Regions from separate parts of the Mus musculus genome. Here region 2 is linked to region 1. A link is a contact called in ENCODE Hi-C or POLR2A ChIA-PET data. All regions are on one chromosome and are shown on one strand. Each heading gives the region's core, a stretch centred on a gene start or an enhancer-like site at or near the end of the contact. The rest is flanking DNA. Distances are from core to core; before and after follow the strand shown. Region 1 has its middle 5.8 kb from the start of Gm31135. Region 2 holds the start of Efnb2 (ephrin B2).

What was found. A loop is a pair of places that touch in the nucleus more often than their neighbours do. ChIA-PET counts read pairs that join two places held with the same protein, here RNA polymerase II (POLR2A).
Region 2: a map of heart shows a loop between it and region 1 (3-fold over the local background). The contact joins the promoter of Efnb2 here to the enhancer-like site in region 1. A Hi-C loop is called at or near these places in 6 of 37 maps with a recorded cell type or tissue (gastrocnemius, heart and mouse embryonic stem cell). POLR2A ChIA-PET finds 5 or more read pairs at or near these places in 2 of 5 experiments (Patski and embryonic stem cell).

The regions. Positions count from the first base shown.
Region 1 is chr8:8,487,206-8,493,767 of GRCm38, forward strand. No RefSeq gene overlaps it. Among named protein-coding and RNA genes, the nearest start is that of Gm31135, 5.8 kb to the left of the region's middle. RefSeq lists an enhancer at 849-4,134. Within about 2 kb of position 1,491, at least 1 of the 3 ENCODE cell types and tissues checked has a DNase peak (open chromatin) inside an H3K27ac peak, as active enhancers do; it is heart, where a contact is called at or near this core.
Region 2 is chr8:8,658,880-8,665,802 of GRCm38, forward strand. Efnb2 (ephrin B2) reads right to left here and starts at 2,363. Exons shown (of 5, transcript NM_010111.6): 1 at 1,605-2,363. The coding sequence starts at 1,735.

The sequences.
Region 1 (6,562 bases), core at 241-2,740:
ATTAACATTCCAAGCACTGGGAGAAGAATTTGAACCAAATTTTTGGAAGCAGACAGGAAATGCTAATTTTAAAAGCTATTTATTAACATAAACTTTAATCCCAACACTTGGGAGGAGAGGCAGGTGGATCTCTGAGTTCCAGGCTAGCCTGGTCTACAGAGTGAGTTAGTTCCAAGATAGCCAGGGCAATACAGAGAAAAACTCTTGACTTGAAAATGGATCGTCTATTTTAAATAACAGGGGGACTTTTGACCTGTAATGCTGTTTTTGTCAGCTCATTGAATAATTCCTGATTGATTATCCTTTTTTTTTTTTTTTTAATTCCCTGAAGGAGTACTGCTTCCCCCAAGTAGCTGAGACTGGTTTAATAAACACTTGCAGTGTGAATGTGGGTGAGCTTTTCTATTGATGCTTTAACTTCACTTCAGGTTAATCAGCCCACGTCACTAGCGCAAACATACTTGAAACACTAAAATGAGAATGGACCTGACAGGCCCGTGACGTGTACACAATGATTTTACAATTGCTACTTAAAACTAAGTTCCTTTGGTCAGGGTCATACTTTAGATATGTTACCTATATTGTTAGGTTCCACAAAAGAACACAGGGCTCATAGCAACAGGGGCAGAATAAATGTCTCCATGAGATTCCAAGGGCATTAGTCACTTGATAGCTTGTGTGGTGCACAACAAAGCCGGGGCCAGCTAAGTCCTTTCGGATACACAGAAGGAAGGGCTCAGACAAAAGGCTGAGGCTGCCGCCTGATATCCAAGAGCAAATGACAACTCTTAAAACTCTCCCTGCTCTGAACTGCTCAAGAAAATATGAAAGTAATTTTCAAAGAGCATGGCTTGACGCTTCTCTCCTAAAAGAAAATCCTCCCCAGAGTCTCTGATTAAAGAAGGGCGTAATCACTCTTTCTGATTCACTCTGATTTCACCTCAAAGGGGACCCGAGGTTTCTTTATACCAAGTTGACTCTTACTTCAAACCAAAGGCAGAAGAGAGGGAAAAAAAAGTCAAGTCAGTTTGAGCAGCCTCTCCCAAAAAGCTCAGAACGTCAGGTTATTTATAGGTGTTAAACTGAACCTTTAAACACAGAAATTGCCAGCCTCTATCTGACGCAGCGTGTAAGACAAGGACACAGGTCTTGTGCAACTCTGAGGTGGGTTAAATAACTCAGACACAAAATTTATGTGCCTCGTGCCATCACGGCTTCTGACCCAATGCTGTATAGTCTGTAGTGAACGTGAGTGGCGCGCACATGTGTGTGTGTGTGTGTGTGTGTGTGTGTGTGTGTGTGTGAATGAATGTGTGATATGTTGTATGTAAAGAGTCCAAGGCAAGAATCAGTATCCTGTCCTGCCCATAGATGCACAAGCACCCAGCATCCAGAGGGTAAGGTAGTGTGTTCCTTGATGAGCGCTCTGGGAACAAGCCCAGCCTGGAAAGGGTTGAGAGCATAGGGCTGCCAGGCCAGCTCACACTCCCGAGCCAGTGAGCCTGTCCAACTAATCGGCCGGGTTTGTTTGCACAGCTTTGCTGGAGCGTTTGCAGGGATGCACCCCCAGCTCCCCGCAGAGCCTGAGAGAGAGTGGCCAGCCAAGATACCAGCGGGACCAGGATTCACCTGCATGCCCAGATACGGGCAGAAAAAACATAGCACAGTTTGTCCAAACAGCCCTGGGCGCTGCAGGATGGCTGTCCCCGAGGTCTTCCCCCAGCTTTGCTGCCAGGGGACACCAGCCAGGTTTATCTAAGGGCTGAGATACACTCTTTGAAATTCGCAGTCAGGCAGGCCTGCTGTGACCCAGGGAGGGACTTCTAGAGCTCCCCCGGGGAGCCAAGCTCTACCTGGAAACGCTTGGCAGACACATTCAATGAGGTTCCCACAGCCCACAGCCTTAGTCAGCACCTGGTCGGTGGAGTGACTCAGAAATTGGGAGCGAGGAGGGGCTTCAGGTTTTCTGAACCCACTGTCACGTACGTCACGTGATTAACCAAAGCATGAGCCTGCTCAGAACCACAGGCAGGAGCCATCTGCCTTTGTCTTGCCTTTGTTATCTTACAGAACCAGCACGGGGAGGAACAGCCTTTGACTTTCCAGATTCCCCCACCACCATCACCAACCCCCACCTCCAGCAGCAGGCTGGGTGATAACGTTTTTGATTAAGCTCTTGCACACATCAGCAAAGCCTAATTATGAAAGATCTAATAATATATCGCCGTGTTTCTCTGACAACCACGGGCGTCTCCTCTCAGCATCCTCCGAGCTATTGGAAAGGGGAGCAGACACTGACACCTCGCACTAACTGCACAGGGAGAGGGCCAGGCCTAGAACCTTCTGCACAGGACGATTGGGGTCTTTCTGCAACACCCATCTCCTGCAAGGGCAAACTTGGCTATACACAAAAAGGGATTTGTTTGATTTTGTTTTTTAAGTCGGGGGTGTGGGGTGGGGAATTAAGCGTTGTTTGGCAATTAAAATAAGTGGAATGAAGAATCATCTCATTAGCATTCCTCCAGTGGCAAAGGATGTTCAAACCTTGCGACCCTGGCGGTAAGATGCCTCACACTGCCGCTGCTTTATGTATAGCTAAAAATACATTCGGTGACACTTTAACCGGCAAGAGAAAGCACTCCGTTTCTCTATACATATGGAAATAAGCTCTCTCCGGAGACACCTGGAACAATGGCGGCAAAATCTATATCAAAAGAGACGCAGCCTCTGCACAGCTTTCCTTTGTGCCCAGAATGCTTGTGGCAGCCCTGAGTTCATGGATTTCTACCGTGGTGCAATTTAAAACAAATGATGCTTGCTTACCTCCAACCCCCACCTCCCTGCAGGCAGCTTGCCTGCGTGTGCAGGCAGTATACCAGGGGGTCCTTCACAGAGGAATTTGCCACATACACTTGACACTTGATCAAAGCAGGGGCATTTGTCTCCCTGAAACAAAACTGCAAACACCAAAGGCCCTGGCCCCATGATGCTCCTGGGTCTTCCTGCACAGCCTTTGTGACCACGGTTCAATTTTGTCCTCTGACAATCCTTCAAATTACACTTTCCAGGAAAAGAAAATAAAAAATCATGAGTTTTTTTTTTTTTCTGCAGAATTATGAGGGCATCCAGGAGACTAGTCTCATCTACTAAGTTCCAGGACAGTGGCAAAGAGGAGACTCTAGCCTCCCTAGACCTCTGGCTTGTAAGAGAATCCCTACCCGCTTGTCTCCTGTCTCCAATACCACCGGCCTGGTGACTTCTGGGTCCTGAAAACAACAGATTTGGCTACAGCTGGAGGACGTTTTCCCACTCTGGTGTCCAGCTGTGGACGTCATTCTGTGACCACGTAGCCAGGCTCTCTTTCATTTTATGAAGGTCGTGTGTCTTTTCATTTCCTCCCCTGATTCCCAGTCCTGAGGCTGGCTGCGTGGGCTGGTGGCAAAGGCCTTGCCTAGCAAGAACAAGGCCTGGCTTCCATCCTCAATATGGAGAAAGGGAAGAGGGAGGAGAGAGTCCTAGTGCAGCTCTTACATTTGATGTTACTTTCTCTGTCCTGTCTCCATCATGCCGCTCTTCTTTCCTCCCCTACTTTTTCTCCAGTTGGACAAACAGCTGAAGTTCCCTGTACGTTATCATTATCAGGCCAGAGCTGCACTTGGTAAGCTTGGGCTTCTCCATTTCCCCCTGATAGATTAACAGTGTCTAGCCCAGAAACCATCTTTAAATTCCTGACAAGTTCCCAAGGCGAATGTGGAGTCTTGTTTTCCCCTAGGTAAGCTCACAGTCCATTAACCTACCCAGGGCAATGGGCACTGGCCACCCAGAGTCTCCCTGACAGCAAGGTAGAAATCATTTCTGTGATCAAGGTCTGATATCTCACCTCTAAACCTGTGTGGTGAGGGTGGCTGGTCTGCAGGAAGTGCCTCCGAAAAGGAGTTAACCATATCATTCAATTTCCTGTTGCTTTGTTTCTCTCCGCCTGATAAGCCTTTATCAGACCAAAATGAAACTTCGCTCTGATCTGGAGCTGGGCAGCTCGGTAGACACATACATACCTTTGATAGCTCCCCTCTTGGGAAGCAGGGGAGTCTAATTGATAAAGTACGAAAACCTGAAACTGGAGCCCAGAAGTCTAGACACAGTGTGAGCCGACAAATTGTAACCCAATGGTTTAGCTTTGACGCTCACTTCAGACAGGAGGAACTGAAGAGTTTACTGTCCTGGGCTTAGCTACCTGTATAAACTGAGGCAAAACAGAAAGATACAATAAGAAATGTTGGCCAGTGTCACTTCTGAAAACTCTCTGAAAAAAATCAGAAATTTAAATTAAAGTTAAATTTACTTAAAAAGTAAATTAGTATACACACACACACACACACTTCCCATGCCTTTTCCCCACCTAAGATCATTTTGTAAAATTTGGGATATTGGTAAGATAATTAATAGGCAGTTCATAAATTTTACAATTACCTATCAAAAGGAGATAAGAACCTCAAATGGTAAAAAAAAAAAAAAAAATTACCAAGTGTTTTGGGATGTGGTTTGACAGCTTCTTATACAATTACATATATATTTGTTTAAAATCTTAAAACTGTTTTCACTGTGTGTCTGTGTGCAAGGACAGGAGCACACCTCACTTCACACCTGTAGACAGTCAACAACAGCATGCAGGAGTGTGTGCTCTCCCTCCACGTGGAATCAGAGTCAGGTGTCAGGCTTGCTAGCAAGTGCCTTTACTCACTGAGCCATCTTGCTGGCCCTAATTACACCTTTTGATCTGACTTTTGAGGTCCTGGCCATTTACCTAAAGGAAAACATACACATACATCCTCACAGAACCTGAGCAGAATTACTTTACAGCAGTGACTTTCTCCAGAATTTCCAAGCAATGGAAGAAATCCAGATACGCTGCAGTCAGTGAGTGAACAGACAAGCTGTGCTATATGCAGGCAAGGAAGCATGACTTAGCAGTAAAAAGAGAAAGATGTTCTCAAGCCACAAAAAGACATGGAGGGACTTTCAGTGTTCATGGCTGGATGCAACAGACAACCTCAAAAGAGAGTGTGCTGCGTGCTTCCTCTTACACATTCTACAATCAGGAAAGCTAAGGAGACAACAAAAAGTCTAGTTCCCATGGTGCAAGGGGATGAAATCTGAATAGGTGAATACTGGGGAACTTCCAGGCAGTAGGGTAGATAAGTAGTGATGGATACATGGTGTTACACATGTGTCAAAGTCCTCAGAATGTAAGCAGAGCGAAGGCTAATGGAAACTATGTAACTATGATGCATTAACTCTTCACAAGTAGAACATACAACCAGCCATAATAACAAGAGAAATAATCTAGGCGGAGGGGGTGGGGTGGGGAGTCTACCTGCTACTTGATGTTTCTGTAAATCAGATCCCAAGCAGAGATGATAGCTCAGTGGGCAAGCTGCTTGCCACTCCAGCCTAGCCACCTGCGTTGGAATCTCCAGAATCCAGGAAAAAGCCACGTGCAGTAGCACACACCTGTTATCTGATGTGTCGGTGGTGGTTGGGTGACTGGGACAAGATCGTCTCCAGATGCTCAAGAGTCTTATGCAGCAGCAAAGAAACCTGTCTCAAGCACGGTGAGGACTGCTTCCTGAAGGCTGTGCTCTGACCTCCTCAGACATATCCTGGTGCACAGACACCCACATTCACACACATATGGGCACACATACACAGCTCTCTCCTCTCCTCCCCTCCCCTCCCATACCCTCCCCTCTCCTCTTCCTCCTCCTCCTCTTCTTCATCTTCTTCCTCCTCCTCCTCTCTCTCTCTCCTCTTTCACTGTCTCCTCTCTTTCTCCTCTCTCTCACTCTTTCCTTTTTCCTCTCCCCTCTGTCTCCTCTCTCACCTCATTCTCCTCCTCCTCCTCTCTCTCTCTCTCTCTCTCTCTCTCTCTCTCTCTCTCTCTCTCTCTCTCTCTCTCTCTCTCACCCAATCTCTCTCATACACATACACTTATCAATTATTTTAAGAAGACACACTAAAGATATTCGAGGTGATTAAAGGTATCTATGGATTTTACACAAACATGCCTTCAGTGGCTGAGTACATTTTGTATATATACTTTTCAGTCTAAGGATTATAGACTATTTTTTTTCATTCACAAACTCTTTAAGCATTCATATTGGGGAAACAGTAACATTTATCCCCAAACATTTTATTCTTAGAATGAAAGAGGAAAACTCTTAGTTTCCAAGTGAGTTAGTCACCCCAGTTCACCGCCCCAGTGTAGGCCAGCAAATGAGCTGTTCCACTCACCCCTGTTAAATCAGCCCTACTGAGACAGCTTATTACTTTGTAGACACAACCTTACCAAGGATGCTCTTGACCCCATTCTCCTCTCCAGTGATGGATTATCATCCATCATCCAGACTGACCTACTATTACCCTTAATCAGTGAGTCCTAGGGGCCAATCTGATGATGGGTCATCAAAAAGCAACTTAAGCTAGGAACCCTTCACTGGCACGGGATGGCAGCGTTCTCCAGGGCTATCTCAAAGGCTATCTCCTTGATGTGGGTGTCACTACC
Region 2 (6,923 bases), core at 1,113-3,612, 170 kb after region 1:
GGGAGACTCGGCCTCCCCAAAAGAGGCTGTGAGTGAAAGTGCAAAGTGGAGAGAGGGAGGCAGCCCAGGGAAGGGATGGGGGGATGGGCGCGCTCATAGCTAGCATTCGGCAGGGAAGGGTGACCTCTGTAGGCACCGCGAGCGTCAGCAGCAGCTACCACCAGGGCCCCAGTCCGAATGGCAAAGGCTGCAGCGCTCAGATCCCAGCCAGGCGCCTTCGGGCACCACCAGGTGCCTGTAGATCCCGTGTGGATGCAAAGATACCACGCCAGGAGAGCAAATGCAACACCTTGCTTTAAAAAACAAAACAAAACGAAAAAATTCTTTAACAGATCAAGACTACGTTAGAGGGGGGCCGCAGTAAGTTTAAAACAAGGGCCTCCTGGCAGCAGGCAAAAAAAAAAAAAATGTTTTGAGTCATTTACAACTATAGATTTTTTTGCCCTTTCGAAGGGAAACGTGTTTGGTCAATTATGTTGCTGAATTTGAAATTTACCACTTTCAAGAGAGTAGGTACAATTCTTTGCTTATGTGGTAATTTCAAAAACAATTCGTTCACCTCTACTCTGAAGCCGTGCACCGCACGCTCAACTCCAATTAGGCCATTGATTTTGCTTCTAATCTGAAAGGTCTGACTCCAACCAGGAGCCAGCCGCGTCTCCACGCTCTCCTAGGGCTGAGTCCAGAATTCCGCACAGCACTTTCTGGCGGTGGTTGGGAAATGAGGTAAGAAGCAGCACCCAGGCACGGTTACTGGGGCCATGGCTGCGTATTCCAAGGGATGGCTAGCATTTTCGAAACAAGGAGCGCACTCAGGGAGACCAGACCTGAAAGTTAGTCTCAGGCCTGGTTTTCTCCCGACTGTGCGCTTTGCTAAAAGCAAGTCTGACTCCCGATTCCCCAAGTGCAAAGGCTGCAGCGTTGACTGGGTAGGGCCCTGAAGGCGTCGTTAAAATTAAGCCACCTAAGTGGACCGCGCCGCACTGGACCTAGACCACCAGTTCCGACGCGAAGGGAGAGGCCGACATGCAGAGAGCTCGCCGCCTGAGCTCTCTGGCTGAGCCATCGAGCTCCCCGCGCACATTCGGGCTAGCAAGAAGGCGCCGAGGTATCCCGGCTCAGGGACGCCCCGGGCCCAGCTCCCTTCCTCTAAGGGACGCTCCACCACCCCAGACTCTCAGTTCTTGTCGCCTTCTCGCTGGGCCCCGGCCCGTGGCTCCCGCGCTCCTCGCAAGCGCAGCATCTCTCGGAGCCCGCCAATGTGTGTCTGTAGCCCCGTTAGTGGCAACGTCCTCCGTCCTCGAAAAAGAAAGGAGGCCGGGTAGCGCCATCAGACACCTTACCGGGCATGCCACCAAGTCGCCAGGGCTTTGGGACTCCTAGAGCACTTGAGGTTGGAGCCTAATTAGAGTACCCTTGGAACCCGCGCTCTCAAGATCAACCGGTCCCCACCTAGAGAAATGTGGAAGGGTGGGGGATAGGGGACAGGAGCCCCAGGTTCTAGAAACAGGGTCCAAGGCCTCCTCCCGCCCGGACCATACAGCGTACCCCGGGCGCCGGCCGAGGGCACCGCGGAAGAGAGAAGGCTCGTGGACACCACTTACTTGGAGTTCGAGGAATTCCAGTAGATAGGCTCTAAAACTATCGATCTGGAGATCGCAGTTCTGCACAAAACCATCAAAAGTCCCCAACAGTACTTCCACACAGAGTCCCTCCTGGACCGGGCCATGGCCATGCCCAAGCCGCTCCCAGTTCTGCGCACTCCGGGACGCGTTGGGACCGGCCGCGGGCAGCGACCCCCAATCCTCCGGGGCGGACACGCCGCGCCGCTCCCGCGGTCGCCGAGGCCAGGTGCGCTCACCCTGCGCGTCCCTCAGCGCGCGGGGTGGGGTCGAACGCGCGGGGCGCGGCGGCTCGGCGGACTCGGGGCTCCGGGGCGCTGCGCCGGACGCAGCTGGGACAGTCGGCTCCCGTGCGGCTCCAGGGTGCCGGGCCAGCCGCGGAGGGCGGGCGCGGCGAGGGCACTGGGCCGGGACAAAGGCCCGCAGCGGAGAGACGAGTCGGTGTGAGGCGGCGGGTGCTGCTCCCCGAGAGGGGCCGCCTGACTATAGATCCAGGACAGCGGGCAGTGGCCCGGGCAAGCGAGCGCCGCGTCGGCGCGGTTCCATGTCCTGGAGCGCAGAGATAAAGGGCGCCTCCTGAATCCTCGCAACTCGCGGCCACTAAGCAGTCAGGAGAGCACTGGAACCCCCGCAGGCGTCTGACGCGCGCGGGCCTTTGTGTGCGGGGAGGGCGCCAGGACCCGCTCTGCGCGCAGCTCCGCGATCCGACCGGTGCCTCTGTCCCCGCCGCGGAGAGTCAGCGCGCCGGGCGCGCTGTCAGAGCACTATAAACGCGGGGCCCCGCCCAGTCAAACGCAGCCCATTGGCTCGCCGCGCCGCGAGCGCGCGCTGATTGGGCAGCATTCCCGTCAGTCTGCCGCCCCCTACCCGACACTGGGCACCCAGAGGTAGGGCGCCCCTGACAGGTGAGCCCCGCCCCCAGGACGAGCCCCGCTGGGCGCCGGGCACAGGGTTGGTCGCCTCTTAGCCACTCGCACCAGCAGGGTCACCTCGCCCGGCAAGTGCCTGTGCTGGCGAGTGCCCTCGCTAGGATAGGGCGAGACGTGGTGGACGCAGCGTTCCGCCTTGTGGCGCTCGCTCCCTGCCGCCCCTCGCGCGTATGGCGCCCTGGTACTTGGCGGATCCCTCTGAGCCATTAACTGAGGGCCTTCTAACTTGATTCTGGCACCAAGTGTTCCGGCCCGGTCCGACGCAACTCAAATCAGACTCTCACGAGGCTGAGAGCCTTAGCAGCCCACCGGCAGTGCGAGCCAGTCTGCCGCCCTTCCCGACCCCGAGACCCAACTCCGTGCGCCCGCTCCCTTTCCGGTCCTCTCCCCGCAAGAACAGCGCCTCCAAAGCTCCACTACCAACGTCTGGGAGGACTTTTCTTCACTAGCTCCCGGGACACCCCGCGACCCCACAGTGGCCAGGAAGTTAGGTGTGACCCGGACAACTATCAGTCAGAGAAGTGGCAGTTGTGATACTCGGTTGCTTGCCCAAGACCGATTTTGAAAAACTGAACCACGGCTGTGACTTCTACGGATCCACAGCGCCCACTAGCGCCCACTTTTGCCTCTCCGTACTTCAGAACAAGCCTACCGGTTACAGGATCAAATCTTAAGGATCCAGATATTCCCAAGTCGAAAACCACTTGCTTAAGATGCCCGTTATCAGAGAGAACAAAGTAGGTGGAAGGCACAGTCCCATGTACAGCCCATGGCCCAGCAAAAATTAACCACGTCTCTTCTTACAATGCTGTCCATCAATACCAGAACTTCTTCAAATGGAACTAAGCAGTTTCCACACCGATATCTTTAAAAACAAGCCCCATGATTTAGTTACTAACTACTCCCAACACCCCCCCCGCCCCCTTCATCCTTCTTTAAAACAAATTTCGAGCTTTAAAAAGTGTTGACTTTCAAAAACCTTAATGTAAGTTAGTGTATACTGCAACTACGAATTGGTTTGGAAAAACTCGTTTAAGACCAAAACACAATGTATTGAACACACCAAAATACAGCTTTAAGAAACCCTTTTCTGTAATTACTATTTTTAACTATGCCTGCAATATGATTGTGGGTGGGGAGATGGGATTCACGCTAGGTTAAACAAGGGTTACACACACACACACACACACACACACACACACACACACACACACACACACACACACAGAGTAATGTTTAACTTCCTGACTGAAAAAACTGACAGGAGCTGCTATTTGACCTTTACTGGAGAAGAGGAAAAAAGGGCACTTGTTTTAACCCAGCTTCTAAAAATACCATTTTCAGTAAGCCAGATACCCTAACACTCAAGGCATTTTACTTTGGGGACAACGTAAATATACTTTAAAAAAAATCAAAAATAATCCTGTGTGACTTCTAAAGGGGACATGGAGTCAGTAACTGCACACATATCATTTTGGTCCTCAACTGTTTATCCAGTCATTTAGGAAATTAAAACATAACCTCAAGCCATTTATATTTAACATTACATTTGTCATTATCCCAGGCAAATACAAAAGAGAACCATAGAAGAAATCCTAAAGCACGGCCACAGCAAGCATGCTGCAGTGTCTCTGAGAAGAGCTTCGTTTCACAACTAAATCCTTGGATGCTTTGAAAACAGGACACAACTCTATGCCAAATGACAACAAAATCTGAGGAAGTCGCTGGTTCCTAAAGCTAAGGATGCTTCTCAGTCAATAGACTTGGGAATTTTAAAAGTACAATGTATTACAAAATATAAATGATTTCTTACAGAGTGGCAGCAAAGCTGAAATTTCACAAAGAACAATCTATTAGCCAGCAAAAATGTACGACACACCAGGCTTCTAAGCCAATGCTAACCAGTTTGGTCCTCAGACTGTTCTGCAACTTGACCACACTAACAGCTCCAAATCGTTCATTTGCAGGGAAAGCGCGATCACATTCTTTAGGAACGGGTTGCAGTCAACTGGCTCTCGTTCAACCTTTTCCTTTATGTATTAATGGAAAAACAGTATGCTTCAAATGCAGTAATGGTACTATATTTGTTTACTGTCACCAGCATAGGTAGTAGAAAATGAAGCCTTTTTCCTAATGTGAACTGAGAGGTCTAGAGGCCCACCCAACAACCTGTGTGAGGTATTGTGGTGGGCAAATCCAAGTAGGTAACTGGCCTTCCTCTAAACAAAGTCTCTGCTCTAGGAACTGATTACGTACTTGGATAGGAACATGCAAAGTCAAATGCCATTGCTTGTAAGCTACAAATGGAACCACTGAGGGCAATACCTAGGTTAAAGGGAGAGCTCCATGCTATAAAAGGCCCAAGAGAACTTAGAGCCAACCAGTCCCAAGTTTAAGTCCTTATCAGGCAATTAATCCCAAGTGAACAGTCATTTACCCTAAGAGAACCAAGGACCACCCACATGTAAAGAAACATCTTTTATTCTAATCCTGCAGGTACTGAGATATTGAACAAGATATGATTGTATGAAATGGCTGGGTCATCAACATGCACTGCTCTTTAATTTACTGGTTTCAAAGTTTAAGTGTGAAAAATACAATCATTTCCACATCCTCCAATCAGTCGTCTGAGGATTGGAGAAGGAGCCATGTTCTTTTCAAATAGTGCTGGTCAATCCAACAATGTCTGGAGTGTCAAAGTGGCACCTCCACATTATTTTGCAGAGCACTCTAATACAAAGCAAAACAAAACAAGCACTGGGAGTTGCTTTAACAGATAGGGCTGAGGGGCTCTGACACTGGAATCCTCTGGACTCTGGCCTGCTCTGGGGCTATTTCAAAAACCACTTTCTCCAGTAATTTCACTATACGCCATACAAGGAGAGTGACCCAACTGTGCCAAACAGATGGCAACTGGCTACAAATGTATGTATGGTGCCATGCATTCGCCAGTGCAAACCTACATTATGGTGACAGCATCCTTCACCAGGACAACTCAATTCTAAAACCATCAACATACACTTCACAGATGGCAAGGTAAAAAAGGCTTACTGCTGGGGAACACCCATCTGCATACCTCACCTTTAAACCTAATAGCAAGTATTTACAATACTTTTGGAGCAGGTGATTTTAGCCCCATCTTCGGCATCTCTCAGGGCAATAATGCAAAGTATAGTGAAAGCTCTAGGTGAAAAGCAACTGAACTGAAGACAACTGTAATACCAGAAGCTTGAGTTACTAGCAGAATGGGATGTTCAATAACAAACTGAGGATCCTAAATAAAGCATGACTCAGACATTAAGTGAAATGGTACTAGACTCTGTGTTTATCCTTCTTAAACTTATGAGAAATATAAAGCCACTGACTTACAGTACATTTATAGTATATTGAAGAAAAATGGCCATACACACACACACACACACACACACACACACACACACACACACACACACAGAGGCAGGTGGGCACACAAGCAGACGCACGCACGCACACACAAGCTAGAGACATATGCCAGTACAATTAACTGACCAGGTCATAATTAAGAACAGCAACAAGCTCATTTACTACATCCTAAGTGAAACTAAAGTCCTCGTGTAGGGTTCCCTTCCCCTATTTGAAGCATGAAAGAGTCCTCACACCAAGCTAATTTAAAGGCTTAGTTTATACAGTTGAGATTTCTGCAAACTCCACAATATTAATGGCAATAACTACAAAATTTAAATACTATAATAAAAATAAACAGTCAATGATTCTATAACGCATCAAGAATTTCAAGTAACTCAAGAATTAACAAAACTGAATTAAAGGCATATTTATATTTAGTAAGTTAGGGAACATCTGAACTGCTAAGAGTGGGAAAGATTAGCTTTTATAATATGCATACAAAAGCAATGGAACAAATGAAGAAACAAGCTACTACATTAGAAGTAAAAGGTGGGTGCATATTATTGACAATGACATCTTCTTTCCTGTAGTCTGGCACTCGACAGTAATCAGTTACTAAGCCCAGGAACAATCCAGTATATCTCCGAGTCTCCAACACCAGACACTCCATCACCTAGCAACTGTGATTTCTTTTCACATGTGGCAGAAGAAACTGAGTGACAGAGTAAAGGCACGAAAAGGCTGATCTCAAGTATTTGGAGCCCAGGCTACTCTTCAAGTAGTGCTTAGAACACTAGCAGAGCAAAAGCAACTTTTAAATAACATGTCCAAACCTTGAATGTGCAACTGAGAGCAACAATGACTCTAAATTGAAGAGCTACATTAAAATACTAATCAGGAAATAATTTGAGCTAAGTTATGTTCTAGTAAATGAGGCAGACATGTACTTAGAGAGTACTAAGGTATCCTGTTCACTAAAACCTTCACA